Linked DNA regions of Homo sapiens: region 2 is linked to region 1. The links are chromatin loops, found by intact Hi-C in ENCODE. Cell type or tissue: mammary epithelial cell. All regions are shown on one strand. Links, peaks and the distances in the headings refer to the core of each region. The heading gives the core; the rest is flanking DNA. Region 1 overlaps LOC107986324 (a long non-coding RNA gene). Region 2 overlaps LOC107986324 (a long non-coding RNA gene).

Region 1 (8,351 bases), core at 209-8,208:
GCAATGGATTTCAAAGCCCAAGTTCCACTTGGAGATGTATAGAAGAAGATTGGAGAGATGTAGAAGGTAGGGCAGGAGTAATTGGGCAATATTTCCCACTGTGGAAATATCACAGAATCAATGTTCATTTTACTTAATATTGTATAGATTCTATTGTGCTCTGCAAAACTGAAAGCAACCTGTAAAAAAACTCTGGTATTATCTATAAAACAGATGTAGTCCCATTCCCTGCATCACTCATGCACAGCTTTCAGCCACAGATCTTGAATTTCCTGGTACTTCAGTGAGTATCTTTCTTTTATTGCCTAGCTACATACAAGTGAGTAAAGCATTTAATTCCTTTGCTTTGACCTCCTCAAAGGAAAAGTCCCTTAAAATACAAAGTTGTAATTCTTACAAGGTTCAACTCAATTGTCTTTAAAAATAATAGCCAAGAGCAAGAATTTATTGTTAGAAAAGAAGTAATGAAACTGAGTGAAGTCTCTACATTTACTGCATTAAAATGAAATCTATCTTTGATGGCTCTCTTTTTAAATTTAATTGTTAATCAACTATTAACATTTTCTAGTTATTTTATATCACACGTGGAACTTTACTGCCACATGTAAAATAAGCATATAAATAACATCTAATGTGAGCAAAAACCTTTTTATTAGATTAGCTGATGACAGCAACAAGTTTTCTCAAAAGGGCAAATAAGTTGTATGAGAGTTTTACGTGACTTAATCAGCCAGATTTCTAAGCGTGATTTTAAGATGTATTATTGTTATTCCAGCAGAATTTGATTTCTAATTCCCCTCTTGCATCTTGAAGACTAATAGCAACATGTCTATTACAACGTGGAAGGAGAACACTATTCTTGGCATTCCCAGTTACCTTCCTTGAAATTTAAGGCTCATCAATGGCAAAATCAGTACTAGACATTTTTCTAGTATGGGTGAAGGGAAAACATTTAAAAGTAGAATAAAAAGGTATTAGTTGGTCATTTGCCACTGGTTTGGTTTCTGATACACCTGAACTTTCATGACTTAATGCTAAATCTGCTAAGGTTGAATGCCACATTTTGCTGGAATTTAGTCCTAGGCAGAGTGATGTGTATATGCAGGTGAACAGCTTGTTTTGATGACCTAGACAAAGAAAACTCATTTTCAGAGAACTAATCTCCACCTTCCTGGCCATTGGTATAGGCCCCAACACCCATCTTGATATTATGTTGTTACTGTGAAATTAAATAATTCAAATTTAAAGCTGCAGGAACTTTAAATTATTCTGAGCCTTGAGAGGAATGTGGCTATGTGGCCTGAGTCATGTGGCAAGCGACTGCGACTTCTGCCCTGTAAATAATTAGGAAGATCAAGAGGTGCCAGAGATAAGACCTCCCCAACCAAGACCTCTACCCCTCCTCACAGGGTAATAAACTAAGCTTCCTTGGAATTTAGCAATTTGTAACCAATCTAATCACTGTAAAGGATGCACTGGTTTTGTTTGGAAAATGTAATCTTACAATACTTCTCTTCCTCTACCCACATAAATGGAAACGTAACTTCTGAGCTTTGAAACACTGACCCCATTTGTTTGAAGTCCATGTTTCCCAGATGGCTATCCTCAAGCTTTGTGCTTGAACAGACTCTATACTTAATCATACTTTCTAAATCTCATTATTTAAGATTGACATTACTTTCATTGGCAAAAGCAACTAGGATCAGTAGTGCACAGCAGACCAAAGTGGTCCTGTCAGATTCACTTTTAGAAAAACAATTAGCCCGTTAAAAAAAAGAGAAGTAGGGTGGTAGGGGAAGGTGGTGAAGATATATATATATACACACACACATATATATATATATATATATATATACACATATATATATGTATATATATGTGTGTGTGTGATGTGTGTGTGTGTGTATATACATATGTATATATATATGTGTGTGTATATATATATGTATATATATAGTGAGAGTTATGCTTTGGTTTCTGATTCTTTTTCAGGCTTTTAATCTAGTTCTTCATAAGGCTTGATTACACTAAGTCCTCTTATAAAAAGTTTCTTCTTTGTGATTGAACTAATTTGAGTGGATTTCTGTTTCTCACAACCAAAGGAAACTTGACTAAGACAAAGGGAATGATGGCAGAGTGGTTAGCATCTCTTTTCTTGACATCTCTCACTTCTTATTAAGTCAAGGCAAGCACAAAAGGGGAAGAGAATAGGACTGATTGTTGTATCATTTCAAGCTGATATGAAGGAGTTTTAATATTCCCAGGTGAAATCTGTCTATATCAATTCTCCTGATGAAGACAGCCTTATAAAAAAGGAAGGTTCCAGCAAATCCCTGAAAAGAATGCTTGACTCTTATGGGGTTCAGGACATGCTACCCCAAAATATGGCACCTTGGCATGTGAGAAAACAGCAGAAGCGGGAAGGCCACTCTCAGCTTCCTCTCACTCTTCTCCCCTGAAGCAGACCGTAAAATAATTCTCTAAACTTCTAAAAATGTAAGTCATAAGGCCGGGCGCAGTGGCTCATGCCTGTAATCCCAGCACTTTGGGAGGCCGAGGCGGGCGGATCACGAGGTCAGGAGATCACGACCATCCTGGCTTAACACGGTGGAACACCGTCTCTACTAAAAATACAAAAAAAATTAGCCTGGCGTGGTGGCAGGCGCCTGTAGTCCCACCTACTCTGGAGGTTGTGGCAGGAGAATGGCAGAAACCCTGGAGGCAGAGCTTGCAGTGAGCCGAGATAGCGCCACTGCACTCCAGCCTGCGTGACAGAAAGAGACTCCGTTTTTTTTTTTTTTTTTTTTTTTAAAAAGGTAAGTCATAAAACCTTCATTCTAGAGGTACTCTCCTTATACCAAGAGGAAAGGAATATCCTTATTTTCAAAGACACAGAGACACCAACAAAAATCTAAACAGCCTTGCTAATGTCCCCCAGACCTCCCAGTTTATTACCATTAGATTATATTCCCTTTGAACAATGGTATGTCTGCACAACTGTCCACTCTTCATCCAACTTAGCATAAAAACACACAGATTTCCCTGTTTTTTGGGTCGTTCTTTCCTTATGAAGGCTCTTCTGTCAGGTAAAACCTACATTAAACAAATTAGTATAATTTTATCTGTCTTTTGATATGGGAGTTTCAGCCATGAACCCAGTGATGAGTGAGAAAAGACTTTTTTTTTTTTTTAAGTCCCCTACAATGCTTTGCGGCAGGAAATGTGATCTGGGACACCAAAGTAGATGCCCTTTTACAGCTAAGATAGGCCCTAAGGTTAATAAAACAAAGTTACCCTTTGGTTGAGGGCTCAGGGCCTGGTTACCACAGCAAATTTCTAAATACCTACTATAAGAAAAACCACACACTTGTGAAACTCCTAACAACAGGAGTCATCAGGCTGAATTACAACCTAGACCACTACTACTGTGGCTGGACAGAGGGCCAACATTGCAAACATTCTTTTCTGAGAAGGTACTACAGACCTTAGGGCAGTTTCAGCCAGCTTATAGAGGTTAAGCACTAATCATCTTTGTGTCCTGTAGTTCATCTTTTGACATAAAGAGCCAAATTCTACCTCATTTGAATGCTAAAACCCCACCCCAAAGTGAGCATGGGATGTATGTTACGTACGTGTTTACCCAATCCACATCCACTTGGCTCCCCTCATAAATATGTATAGTTTTCCACCCAAACCGGCTGAATATGTGTGATACTGGCACTGTGAGGCATAAAACCCAACCTGTTCTTCCTCTCTTTGAAGAGAAGTCCATGCTGGATACTTTCTCTTCCTGGCTTGCAAACCAGTATCACCAATAAAGTTTTCCTTTCTACTCTCTAGCCGTCCTGGTGGTCTGACTTCCATTTTCATTTAGCATGGTGTGAAAAGTTGAGACAAATGTAGTCTTGAACAGCTGGTGAGGTAGCTAGGCAGAAAATGAATGCAGTAGGAATTAATGGTAAACGTTAGAAACTTTATCATCACAATCTGATAGAAAACTTGGTGACCTCCAAATTCATTTTCGAATGAAATTAGAATACATCAGAATGCCAAGTGAACATTTACCACATTGTATCACTAAATGTTTTCTGTGGCTTTATTTTTCTAAGTAATCCAAACCAGGATCTGGCTAGACTATGACATGTGTCAGAAAATTCTGTAAGTGATGTAGTTATCTTCTCATTTAGGCTGTGGTATTAGAATCCAAAACATGGCTTGGATGGTATTTTGTGCCTATTATTTCCTCAAATGATGCTAAAGTGAATTCATTAATTTTTAATCTGAAAACACTTTAATTAATTCAGAATGTGAAAGGTTAGTTTGAAAATAAGGTATGATACAAAGGGGATGGCAGGCACCCTGGTGCGCAGCAGATTGGCTCTGATCTTTTGCAATCCAAGTGAGAGGTTGTTGTTCTGTTATGGATGAAAAGGCTCATTATCTCAAAGATAATTGCCCAGATGCCATACCAGTGAGGTCACACTAAACAGGGCTGTGGTTTCTGAACCAAATATTTGAGCTAATTAACAGTTAAAGGTGTAGGGAACTATTTTTAATGTACTATAGAGAACAACTAATAAATACTTCCTTCATGCAAAATATTTAACCACTTACGGAGGCTAAATGGAGCTACTGAGTGAAATTGCAAAAATTAGAAAAGTAACATTTTTAAAATTCAGTCTATTATATAGTTATATACTTTCTGTATTGCTTGGGTTTTGACATCTCTCCAAGTGTGTAAATAATTCTGTTAACTTTTTTAAAAAAGTCATGCAGCGTTAAGAGGATAAGTAGTAAAATATTTTAATACCTTTATATTCTAGTTGACATTTTAAAGCTAAGCCTTTAGATTTCAAGGTTTGTGAATAGAGTTGAATTGTTGAAGCCCTAGACATTGCGATTTTGTGGAAAATATACTTACAGAAAACTACAGTACAGTGTGTAAAAGTAGGGCAGGAGAATATCATAACCAGTGAGAATCTGACCTCTTGTTTCTGTCTCCTACTCTCCAAAGTAAATCCTATGCTTGCTTGGTTTTCCGAATTGCAACATCACATAATGACTCTGCAGGTGGTGCTGTCTGAGTAGAAATGGAATTTTATAGTTAGCCACAAGGTCTTTCTCTATTAGAATAACTATTAACACTTTAAATCAAAACCAGAAGTGGATGGTATGATTTGTGACAAAGATCGAGGCTGACGGTTTCAGTGATTTTAAGTATACTTTTGTACTGTTTCATCTTTTCCTAAATTTCTGAAGTAGCCGATTAGGAATAGCAATAGCCAGAGTAAAAAAAAATGAGTGTGAAATTTTGAGCATTGGTAGACAGACACAGGGAGGTAAAATTTAAATAAGGCACAGTGTGGGGTATTGAATAAACTGGAACACAGAATGTTAGCATCCTAGGATCAATACAGAGAAGAATGGTTTCCAAATAGGTGTGAGAAATCTTTTCTTCACGCTGCAACTGACTTGAAGCTTTATCAAGTCTTCCTTTCTGAGTTGGTTAGAACTTCAGTAGTTGGAATCCTAGAGTATTTTTGTTGTTTAAATCCATTAGTTGTGATTTAAAAAACACAGCGTGAATTTAGTTATTATTGTAAGAGTTAAAGGAAGAGGAAAGAAACATGAAAAGCAGCTCAAGAGTAAAAGACTGTTTTATTTTGGAGAATAAACCTGAGAGGGGCTTCTGGCCGATTTCAGTCAAGAGTGCTCTCTCCTACAGACTAAGAGTATTTATTGGTTTTAGGGTGAGAGGGTTTATCACAGGCTTGGAATATTTCTGTGTGGTGGAGAAGCTTATTTTTATTTTATTTTTTATTATACTTTAAGTTCTAGGGTACATGTGCACAATGTGCAGGTTTGTTACATATGTATACATGTGCCATGTTGGTGTGCTGCACCCATTAACTCGTCCTTTACATTAGGTATATCTCCTAATGCTATCCCTCCCCCCTCCCCCCACCCCATGACAGACCCCGGTGTGTGATGTTCCCCTTCCTGTGTCCAAGTGTTATCATTGTTCAATTCCCACCTATGAGTGAGAACATGTGGTGTTTGGTTTTTTGTCCTTGCGATAGTTTGCTGAGAATGATGGTTTCCAGCTTCATCCATGTCCCTACAAAGGACATGAACTCATCATTTTTTATGTCTGCATAGTATTCCATGGTGTATATGTGCCACATTTTCTTAATCCAGTCTATCATTGTTGGACATTTGGGTTGGTTCCAAGTCTTTGCTATTGTGAATAATGCCACAACAAACATACGTGTGCATGTGTCTTTATAGCAGCATGATTTATAATCCTTTGGGTATATATACCCAGTAATGGGATGGCTGGGTCAAATGGTATTTCTAGTTCTAGATCCTTAAGGAATCGCCACACTGTCTTCCACAATGGTTGAACTAGTTTACAGTCCCACCAGCAGTATAAAAGTGTTCCTATTTTTCCACATCCTCTCCAGCACCTGTTGTTTCCTGACTTTTTAATGATTGCCATTCTAACTGGTGTGAGATGGTATCTCATTGTGGTTTTGATTTGCATTTCTCTGATGGCCAGTGATGATGAGCATTTTTTCATGTGTCTGTTGGCTGCTTAAATGTCTTCTTTTGAGAAGTGTCTGTTCATCTGCTTTGCCCACTTTTTGATGGGGTTGTTTGATTTTTTTCTTGTAAATTTGTTTGAGTTCTTTGTAGATGCTGGATATTAGCCCTTTGTCAGATGGGTAGATTGCAAAAATTTTTTCCCATTCTGTAGGTTGCCTGTTCACTCCGATGGTAGTTTCTTTTGCTGTGCAGAAGCTCTTTAGTTTAATTAGATCCCATTTGTCAATTTTGGCTTTTGTTACCATTGCTTTTGGTGTTTTAGACATGAAGTCCTTGCACATGCCTATGTCCTGAATGGTATTGCCTAGGTTTTCTTCCAGGGTTTTTATGGTTTTAGGTCTAACATTTAAGTCTTTAATCCATCTTGAATTAATTTTTGTATAAGGTGTAAGGAAGGGATCCAGTTTCAGCTTTCTACATATGGGTAGCCAGTTTTCCCAGCACCATTTATTAAATAGGGAATCCTTTCCCCATTTCTTGTTTTTTCAGGTTTCTCAAGGATCAGATAGTTGTAGATGTGTGGTATTATTTCTGAGGCCTCTGTTCTGTTCCATTGGTTTATATGTCTGTTTTGGTACCAGTACCATGGCATTTTGGTTACTGTAGGCTTGTAGTATAGTTTGAAGTCAGGTAGCATGATGCCTCCAGCTTTGTTCTTTTGGCTTAGGATTGACTTGGCAATGCGGACTCTTTTTTGGTTCCATATGAAATTTAAAGTAGTTTTTTCCAATTCTGTGAAGAAAGTCATTGGTAGCTTGATGGGGATGGCATTGCATCTAGAAATTACCTTTGGCAGTATGGCAATTTTCATGATATTGATTCTTCCCATCCATGAGCATGGAATGTTCTTCCATTTGTTTGTGTCCTCTTTTATTTTGTTGAGCAGTGGTTTGTAGTTCTCCTTGAAGAGGCCCTTCACATCCCTTGTAAGTTGGATTCCTAGGTATTTTATTCTCTTTGAAGCAATTGTGAATGGGAGTTCACTCATGATTTGGCTCTTTGTTTGTCTGTTATTGGTGTCTAAGAATGCTTGTGATTTTTGTGCGTTGATTTTGTATCCTGAGACTTTGCTGAAGTTGCTTATCAGGTTAAGGAGATTTTGGGCTGAGACGATGGGGTTTTCTAAATATACAATCATGTTATCTGCAAACAGGGACAATTTGACTTCCTCTTTTCCTAATTGAATACCCTTTTTTTCTATCTCCTGCCTGATTGCCCTAGCCAGAACTTCTAATACTATGTTGAATAAGAGTGGTGAGAGAGGACATCTCTGTCTCGTGCCCGTTTTCAAAGGGAATGCTTCCAGTTTTTGCCCATTCAGTATGATATTGGCTGTGGGTTTATCATAAATAGCTTTTATTATTTTGAGATACGTCCCATCAATACCTAATTTATTGAGAGTTTTTAGCATGAAGGGCTGTTGAATTTTGTCAAAGGCCTTTTCTGCATCTATTGAGATAATCATGTGGTTTTTGTCTTTGGTTCTGTTTATATGCTGGATTACATTTATTGATTTGTGTATGTTGAACCAGCCTTGCATCCCAGGGATGAAGCCCACTTGATCATGTTGGATAAGCTTTTTGATGTGCTGCTGGATTTGGTTTGCCAGTATTTTTTTGAGGATTTTTGCATCAATGTTCATCAGGGATATTGGTCTAAAATTCTCTTTTTTTTGTGTGTGTGTCTCTGCCAGGCTTTGGTATCAGGATGATGCTGGCCTCATAAAATGAGTGAGGGAGGATTCC
Region 2 (8,351 bases), core at 18-8,017, 340 kb after region 1:
AGAACAGAATCTGTTAGGTGGGCACAGAATGATTTAGAAAATAAGCAGAATGGAGCATCCAGAAGGCTATGAAAGGGCAAGGGCAGAAATATAAAATTTACCATAGCAAGGAAGAAAAACAACGACGATAAACTCTTGAATATTTCTATAAACACAAAAGACATTCACTGAACTCATCAGATCAAACAGGGTTCTTAAGGAATACTGATTTTATGATTCAGTAACTTTATTGAAGAATAGAGCCTCTTCTAAGTGTTTATACTGACTGCAAAGCTTCTTGCCCCATCTCACCCAGAAAGATATTGGCCTCAATAAGAACATGATGATATTTTTTTAATGAGGTATTCAAGTTTCCCTTCTCTCTATCCACTTTTTCTTTTTCATAGTTTAAACTTTTGCCTTTGTGATGATGATACTCATTTACAGTTTTGGCTTTCATTTGCCTGCCAACATATCTCTGGTTCCATTTCTCTATTTCCTCCAAGAAGATCTCCAGGTGATAGAACACAAGTGAAAAGGTAGATACTGGGAGGCAAGATGATGTTTTAGCATGTGCCACATTTGAGTAACTTACATATCTAAGTATAAAAGTCTAATGGGGAATTAGATATATGGGTTAGAACCAGATGAAAAATCTGAGCTGGAATATAAGTTTATGAGTCACCTGGATACAGGTACTAGTTCACCTTAGTGGATTTAATGATATAGCCTGTGAAGACTGAGTAGCATGAATAAAAAAGAAAGTAGGGAGATGGGGGGCTATGATTCGCATTGTGGGGATTCCAACTTTAATATTTAAGATTTGGACAGAGGAAGGAGAGTCCAAGAGGAAAAATGAGAAGCACAGACCATAACAACAACAACAATGAGGGTATGAACTGGAGATTGTCTTAGAAACAAAAGGAGGAGAGTTTTGAGAAGGGGGAACTCAGATAATAAAGGAAGTCATATGAGACAAAGATTGAATGAGGTATGGACAATTGTGGTGAATTCATCAATAAATACCAGTGGTAATGAGTTAATGGTAAGTATGGAAGTGGAGAGAATGAGACTCTGAAGTAGGGTTGAAAGAAAGGAAAGATATAAAGAAGTAAATTGAACAGCGGGTGGGATTAAGGACTTTCTTTAAAATGAGAAAAATCTGATCATGTTTCTTTGCCAAGAGGAAAAGATCAAAGCAGTCACATACACAGAAGAAAGAGGGGACCAAGGGTGGTGTTTCCATCCTCAAGAGGCAGATGCAGATTGAATTGAGAACTGGGGTGGAGATATGTTCCTGGTATCATATTGCAGCAATTGAAGGAATAGTTTCCAGAATTGTTACAATTTGTCTTTGATTTTTAGCTGTGCAACCTTAAGTAATTTGTTAAATGAATGACACCTCTCTCAAGTAAGTTATCATACTTAAATAAAGTATTCCTTGTAATGTTCTCTGATATAGAAATTAAGTAATACAGTTTTGGTATATTTATAATATTAAATAAAACAGGAGGTAAGCATATAAGGATATAAGCATATAAGGACGGGTATGGCTAAAACTAATTTTTTATGGATGGATATTACTAAGTTTTGCACAATTTCACCAGAATTTTTTAACCTCTCTGTGTCATGGTAGACGTGGTCATTGGTTGGGAGTGACTGAGTGAGTGGGCGATTGGGGTGCTTGAGGATAATAGCAGAGATTTGAGAGAGTTTTGTAGAAAATGGAAGAGGGAACACTAAGGAAGGATGATGAATGATGGAGAAAATGTATGTGTACGAATTTTGAATTTGAAAGATTTTTCTTTTCTTTTTCTTTCCTCTTCTCCTCATCTTTTTTCTTTCCCTTCCCCTCCCTTCTGCCTCCTCTCCCTTCTCTCTTCCATCTCCTCCTCCTCTTCCTCCTACTTCTCCTCACTTCCCTCTTCATCTCCTTCATCTCTTTCTCCTCATTCTTCTTCTCAGTTTCCTCCTGCTTCTTTGGCAATTTTAAACAGTTCCGTTACAGGAGCAGAAAAGGCAGATTTGTTCTGGGTGAGGGATTTACTTGTCGAGTGTGACATAAATGCAAGTGGATTAAGGGTGTTGGCAAAAGATTAGCCTAAGCGGAAAGAAAGTGAGGACAGCAGGAATTTGTAGGTAATGAGAAAAAAAAGGCAAGTTTAAGGGCCCTTGAATAGCAAGACATTGTAGGAGATGGAGACTAGAAGAACTGGGATAATAGGCATTGTAGTAAGAGAGAAAGATAATATAGGGTAAGATTTCAGAGGCGGAGTAATTCTAAATGATGACAAACTTGGCATGGCAACTATAGATGTACAGAGGAGAAATTAAGTGAATGCCAATTAGAAGGAAATCAAGAACTGTGGGAAACAGACATTATATATGTAATTTACATGGACATCTGAACCATGTGCCAACATTCTAATTAAATTTTGGAAGATAACCAATTTGAAAGCCACAATGAGTGGTAGAGAATTATGAAACAGTTTTAAATAAAAGGAGGAGGTAGCAGTGATCTGGAGGAAGCAGTTGAGAGTAGAATGTAGACAAGGGTATTAAAGGATGGCTTGTCACTGGAGAGGCCCAGGTTTCAGCTAATGGCAAGGAGGTTGAAGGATAATTCTGAAGATAAGGTAGAAGAAAGGTATTGTGAGATTACATCAGTGTCACTTGGGGCAGGGGAGAGGAGGGAGCACTTTTCCAAACTTTATTCCCCAGTGAGTTCCCACTTAAGCCTTGAGAGTCAAGCCAGCCATGTGCCTCTCTTAGTACAACTCTTCCCCTTCCCCTGTGATTCCCAGGTCTAAGCTAAAGAAAGAGGAAAGTTCTGTTATGATTATGATTGACAGATATGGATATTTTGATTAGAGCATTATGACCTTCTTGTGACTGAAAATGATCAAAGGAATTTTTACTGTGGAAGAGAGACTAGAAATCATGAGATGAGCCCTGGTTTCACCCAGGGATGGAACTACCCATAGCAACAGTGCAGTTGAAAGAATCCAGATGTTTTCTACTTTTGACCTTTGGAATTCCACTTCTTAGTATAATGGGTATAGTCTCTTTTGATAGTCATAAATTCACATTTGTTTCTTGCTAACAAGAGATTCAAAAGTCTCAAACCATAGTTGATTAAAACTCATGGGAATATTCTTGGAAGATGCATAGAATCAAAATTAATAACGATTACCACTAGTGAATGTTAGGGGTTACTTTCTTTCCTTGAATTCTAAATAGACTAACCCATGAATATTTTAGCTGTCATTTTTTTGTTGTATTCTTAGATTTGGCAAATGATTATGATTTGAAGTGTGCATCATAAGACTCTTTTGCGTATTGAAATGTATATCTGCTTTGCATGGGCTAGAAACAATTATTGATTGAATTTTTGCATACCTACAATCTGGCTGGGTGCTTCAGCCTTGTTTAAGGGGTTCAATTAAGCATTAGGGCACATTTACTTCCTTTCCTGTTGGTCTTTACTTCTGTCTGCCTGACAGTTGCTCTTTGTACTTCTCATTGTCATCCATTTTCTAAACATGTCCAGCTCAGGAGGACTAAATCGCAGTGAACTCCTGTCAGTGCTGATGGACTGGCTGGCTTCCAGGTCCTTCTTGTTGGTGATCTTGTCAAACCATTACATGCTGATTATGGTTTATTGATGATGCCTGTGAAACTGCTTAAGAGGCCAGATGTAGCATCTCTGAGCAGTTGAAGCCTCGCAGCTGGTTAGTATGTTGCACACTACTTCTGCTTTCTACACTGCATGATACTGTATCAGTGACACCATACCTGATAACCCCTTGAAGGACATGCAGTGCTTCTTGGCTGATTACTTTCTGGTCTCTAGATGCTTTAGCTCACATTACTGCCTAAATAAAAACTTACGGTAACTTTCTGTACTCACTCATATTTTTTCTTTTAGTAAAACAATAGCATGTCTTAAAAATATTTTCTGACTATTAACAAGTTTTCAAAGAATATCTTCATTATAGAATATTGATACATGAGTAACTTAAAAATTGGAATCCTTGAATTTTTGAATATGTGATGAGGATGGGGATGAGTGGATCATGCTTGCCAATATGTTCGGTCTATTTTATTTTGGTCCCAAAATTCTTATTTTTAGGAAAAAAATTGACAGAAGGATTATAATCATGAATATTCCAATTTGATCAAGACCCAGAATTTGTTATAAGCATCCTTTGAAATTTTATTCCACTTTTAAGACTGAGGTAATACTAATATCTGAAATATCAAGAAGAACTGTGTATGTGATTCTGTTATCAAAATTTTTACCAAATGCCATTTGAATTTATGGTATTAATAGAAATAATTATGCAACAAAAAGTCAGGTCTAAAATAAAGTCAACAAAATAACTCCTAAATGAATTTAGTTCTGGAAATGAATGTTTCTATTATTTTAATATTTACCAAATGGACACATACTTGCCTAATATTTAACCGTTACTTAACATGACAAGTTTATCTTGTATTGTACTAGCTAGGAACACGATGATAACTATGATTGCTGAAATCCTGTGTGTCTTAAAAACAGAGGTGCTTAACTAGGTGATTCATGCAGTAAATTAGTTCCTGACCACTAGATGGAGCTATGCAACCTCTTGCATTATTAACAGATTTCTTACAAACTACTTGCTTTCCTTGATGGGAAAAAATTATCCTTGAAAATTTCTGAGGAGAATCTTTTCCCTCCCATTTTAACCCCATCTTCTATTGATGACTGAAAAATGCCCCATAGTCTCTGTATAATGACAAAGCAGCATTACGGTAATGACATGGTAATCATTATATTATGTTCTAGGAAGGAAGTAGATACATCGCCAAGGTCACCCTAGAGTTAATTCAGCCTCTCCACTAATAGTAACAGGTCAATCATGGTGACATGCTAATAATTCTTTCTTTTTCTATTCATTGGTTCAAGACACAACTCATTAACTTCATCTATTTGAATTGTAGACCACAGCTTGCTTCTAGGATTTAGGAGGCTATGGAACTGTGATTACATTTGGAGCGAGTGCATAAACCACTAACAATGTAACAAGTACAAATAATAGTTTTTCTTCTCATTTTATCAGTTACCATCGTGATTAACTTAGTAAATAATCTACAGGTCTTTTTGGCTCTGGAGGAATGAGGCTTACCCCTAAACAATGATTAGCATTGCGTATGCTAAATTAAATATAATCTTGTGCTACTTAATGTTTATCTTTCCTTGTAAAGAAAGACTTATTTTGTTTTGATTTATAAGCAATTATTTCACTATTTTGGCTTTCACCCTAAATTTAACCAGCAAAAATAAAAAAAATCGTTCTCCTCAAATATTTCATTGTTCTCCCTTGTGGAGAACTATAATACTATGCACAAAATAGCTATTTAATAAGTTCTTGTTAGATAAATGAAAGGTTCATGACACCATGATTATAATTTATATAATGGGGTCAGTGCAATTTCATTTTCTTCTCTTATTCTTGTCCAAATTTCAATTTATTTAATTATCATAAAACTTCAAGTAACAAATATGTTTTAAATATTTAGATGTGTTGTTCCATATATAAGACAGATTTTTGGATGGTGAAATAATAATCTGAAATCCTACACACCACTGTGTTCCCCATTGATTCAGGTATTTAAATAAGAGATTTCTGGACTGGAGTCATTTTAATCAAAGATATTTATTTTGAATCTAAGGTCATACAGAAATTGGTAAATGATCAGAAGCAGTTAATTGTCAGTCAAATGTTTTTGATAGAGAATATTTGTGAAGAAAGGCATAATCAGAACATTTTTAAGAAAGCCACCTGTTTTTGATGGAGCAGGGGCAGAAAATGGAAGGATGCTTCACACTGCTCTTTGCTTCTAAAATGAGGCAGTTCTGGAAAACCATAGATAAAGAACCATCCATTAATCTCTTTTGGCATTCAAGTCAACCTGATACAAATATAGAAACTAAAATGAGTTGATTTTACCTCTGGGAGTAAATACAACCTCAATTTCCCTTCAGCCTGTAAAAAGCTTCTAAGAAATATAATGATACCTGGGTTAACAGAAAGGAAACACATTCAAATTTATATGTTTCATTTGCAAAATGATATTCCTTTGATTTTAACAGCAAGACAAATTCACAACAGAAAATTCAGAAAATGCAAAAATTATAAATGAGAAAATAGGAGTGACCCATAATTCCATCACTCAAAGAAAACAACTTGCAGGGTTGTATATGTGAGTTCATATATGTATGGGCCTGTACTGACCATGTTTACCTAATTTGCTTTTGGTTTTCTTTCCTGTAATATACAGAAAATCTTTTTAAATATCTCTGATTTATCTTCTAAAACATGATTTTAGTAACTACCTATTATTCTAATATATAGATGTACAATAATAATTTTACCAGGAATGTATTTTGGACCTTTAGAGGATGTCTTAATCTTGATTATTGTAATCAATGTTGTAGTAATTTTTAATATGAGTTGATGTATGGTGAAAGTCTGTCTCAGAATAATTTTCTATATATTTGTTATCATATAATGCTTACATGGTAAATATTTATACATATTATAAACCCATTCATATATTTTTATTACTGATTTTTAGCATGTAGAAAGGGAAGGCTTGTACAGCAACTCAGCCTTTCTATTGACAAAGCATGAGGGAAATGATAGGGTGGGTGAAGAGTTTGTTTAGTTGTATTTTTGAAATAGTGGCAGGAATATATAAAGATTATATCTATCTATACTTTCCCAGGTACTTGAACTCCTGATTTCTGAGGAGAACCTAAATGCAAAATAATGTTCTCCAAAGCAATCACATTTGTAATCAACATCAAGGCAGGGTATATTACAGCAGTGAGTAAAAGAATTAATGTACAGGCACAGATGCCACTCCCAGCAGGCCTGCTGACAGTAAGCATTTTACTAATTTTCTCTATTTGGCCATAATTTCACTCAAGGTCCCATTTGTAGTAAAGCTCAAGTAAACTTAACAACTTACTCTAGAAATGCATGAAAATGATGACCAAGGTGCTATTGTGCTCACCAACATGGTGCTACCAAGCAGCTGTCACTCGCTGGTTTTCCATCACATAGAAACAATTTTGTCACTTTCTAAAGGAGAATTTTCATCTATACATTTTCATTTTCACTTTTTATTTTGAAACAATTTTAAACTTACAGAAAACTTGCAAGGATAGTATGAAGGATGAATACCTATAACCCAGATTCCACGACTGATGACATTTAACCATACATGTTTTATTGTATTTTCTCCTTCCCTCCCTCCCTTCCTTCCTACTTACCTATCTCTATGCATCTGGCAGGAATATAACTAAGAGATGCTACGTTCTTATTATACTTTATCCTATATTATCTTATAGGTTGTTATAATATCAATATTCTCATTTTATTACTGGTGATTTTTAACTCTGATTTCTTGATTAAAGTGATACCTCAAGGTAAAGTTACTATTTTTCTTTTGTAATGAATCATTACTTTGATAAAATGAATCATTTTATCAGAAGACACTTTGAAAGTATGTAAGTTTCACTTTCCTAATCAAACTTTTACCCACTAGTTGTGGCATCCACTGAGGATCCTTGACTGAAATTGCTGTTACTATGATTTTTGCCAAGTGGTGGTTTTTGAACTCCATTACTCTATACTTACATAAAACACTGACAATATCATTTTTTATTTTGCTGCTAAAATTGCTGCAAATCTGGCTAGTAAAGCCACTTCAGACTGGTTTCTGTGTCATTTTTTGACATTTCCCTTCATTCTGTGAGGATAAAATATCATTTTCCAGCCCATCAATATGTTCTATGTTTATTTGTATTTTTCTTGCACCAGTCTCTGCGTCAGCCATTTCTTTAAGGAGTCCTGGTTCTTGTTAGTGGAGAGTGGTCTTAGAAACCAAAATATTATAAGCTAGATGTGCTTATTGTCACTTGAGTTTACTGCTTCTAGTCCCACTGGTTGGGTTAATTGAAAAAAATAATATATATGTGGTGTGTGTCTGTGAACATATATGTACATACACATATATATACACACATTTACATCTATGCTTCTCTTTCACTCACACCTTAAATTCATACCAATGCCACAAGTTTACTTCAATACCTCCAGTTCTAATCCAAATTCGTAAAATTCACTCTGGCATCTTTTCCATACTTGTAGTTCCCTTTTCTGACAATGAGGAACTTGGCTTCCATTTGCTTATTTTCTCAACACCCACATTGTTAATCAATCTCAATGATCACCCAGAGCTGCTGCCAAAAACCCAGCATGGCTGTTGTTTTGCAAAGGTCCTCAATTTGCTCTCAGCTGCCTCCAACAATAGTACTGGGG

What was found. A loop is a pair of places that touch in the nucleus more often than their neighbours do. Peaks named below come from ENCODE experiments on the same cell type or tissue, not always from the same donor. Only the 100,000 strongest peaks of a DNase experiment are listed, where the experiment ranks them.
Region 2: it touches region 1 in a loop (12-fold over the local background); 2 of 110 quality-filtered maps call a loop at or near these places.

The regions. Positions count from the first base shown.
Region 1 is chr4:159,603,607-159,611,957 of GRCh38, forward strand. All of the region lies in intron 1 of LOC107986324 (a long non-coding RNA gene), which reads left to right. Among named protein-coding and RNA genes, the nearest start is that of LINC02233, 170 kb to the right of the region's middle. RefSeq lists an enhancer at 4,016-4,658. In mammary epithelial cell, for the core only: a CTCF peak has its summit at 5,057; DNase peaks (open chromatin) are centred at 3,425 and 5,045; H3K27ac peaks cover 658 bases.
Region 2 is chr4:159,942,604-159,950,954 of GRCh38, forward strand. All of the region lies in intron 2 of LOC107986324 (a long non-coding RNA gene), which reads left to right. Among named protein-coding and RNA genes, the nearest start is that of LINC02233, 170 kb to the left of the region's middle. RefSeq lists an enhancer at 8,023-8,351. In mammary epithelial cell, for the core only: a CTCF peak has its summit at 4,585 (motif pointing right); a DNase peak (open chromatin) is centred at 4,588.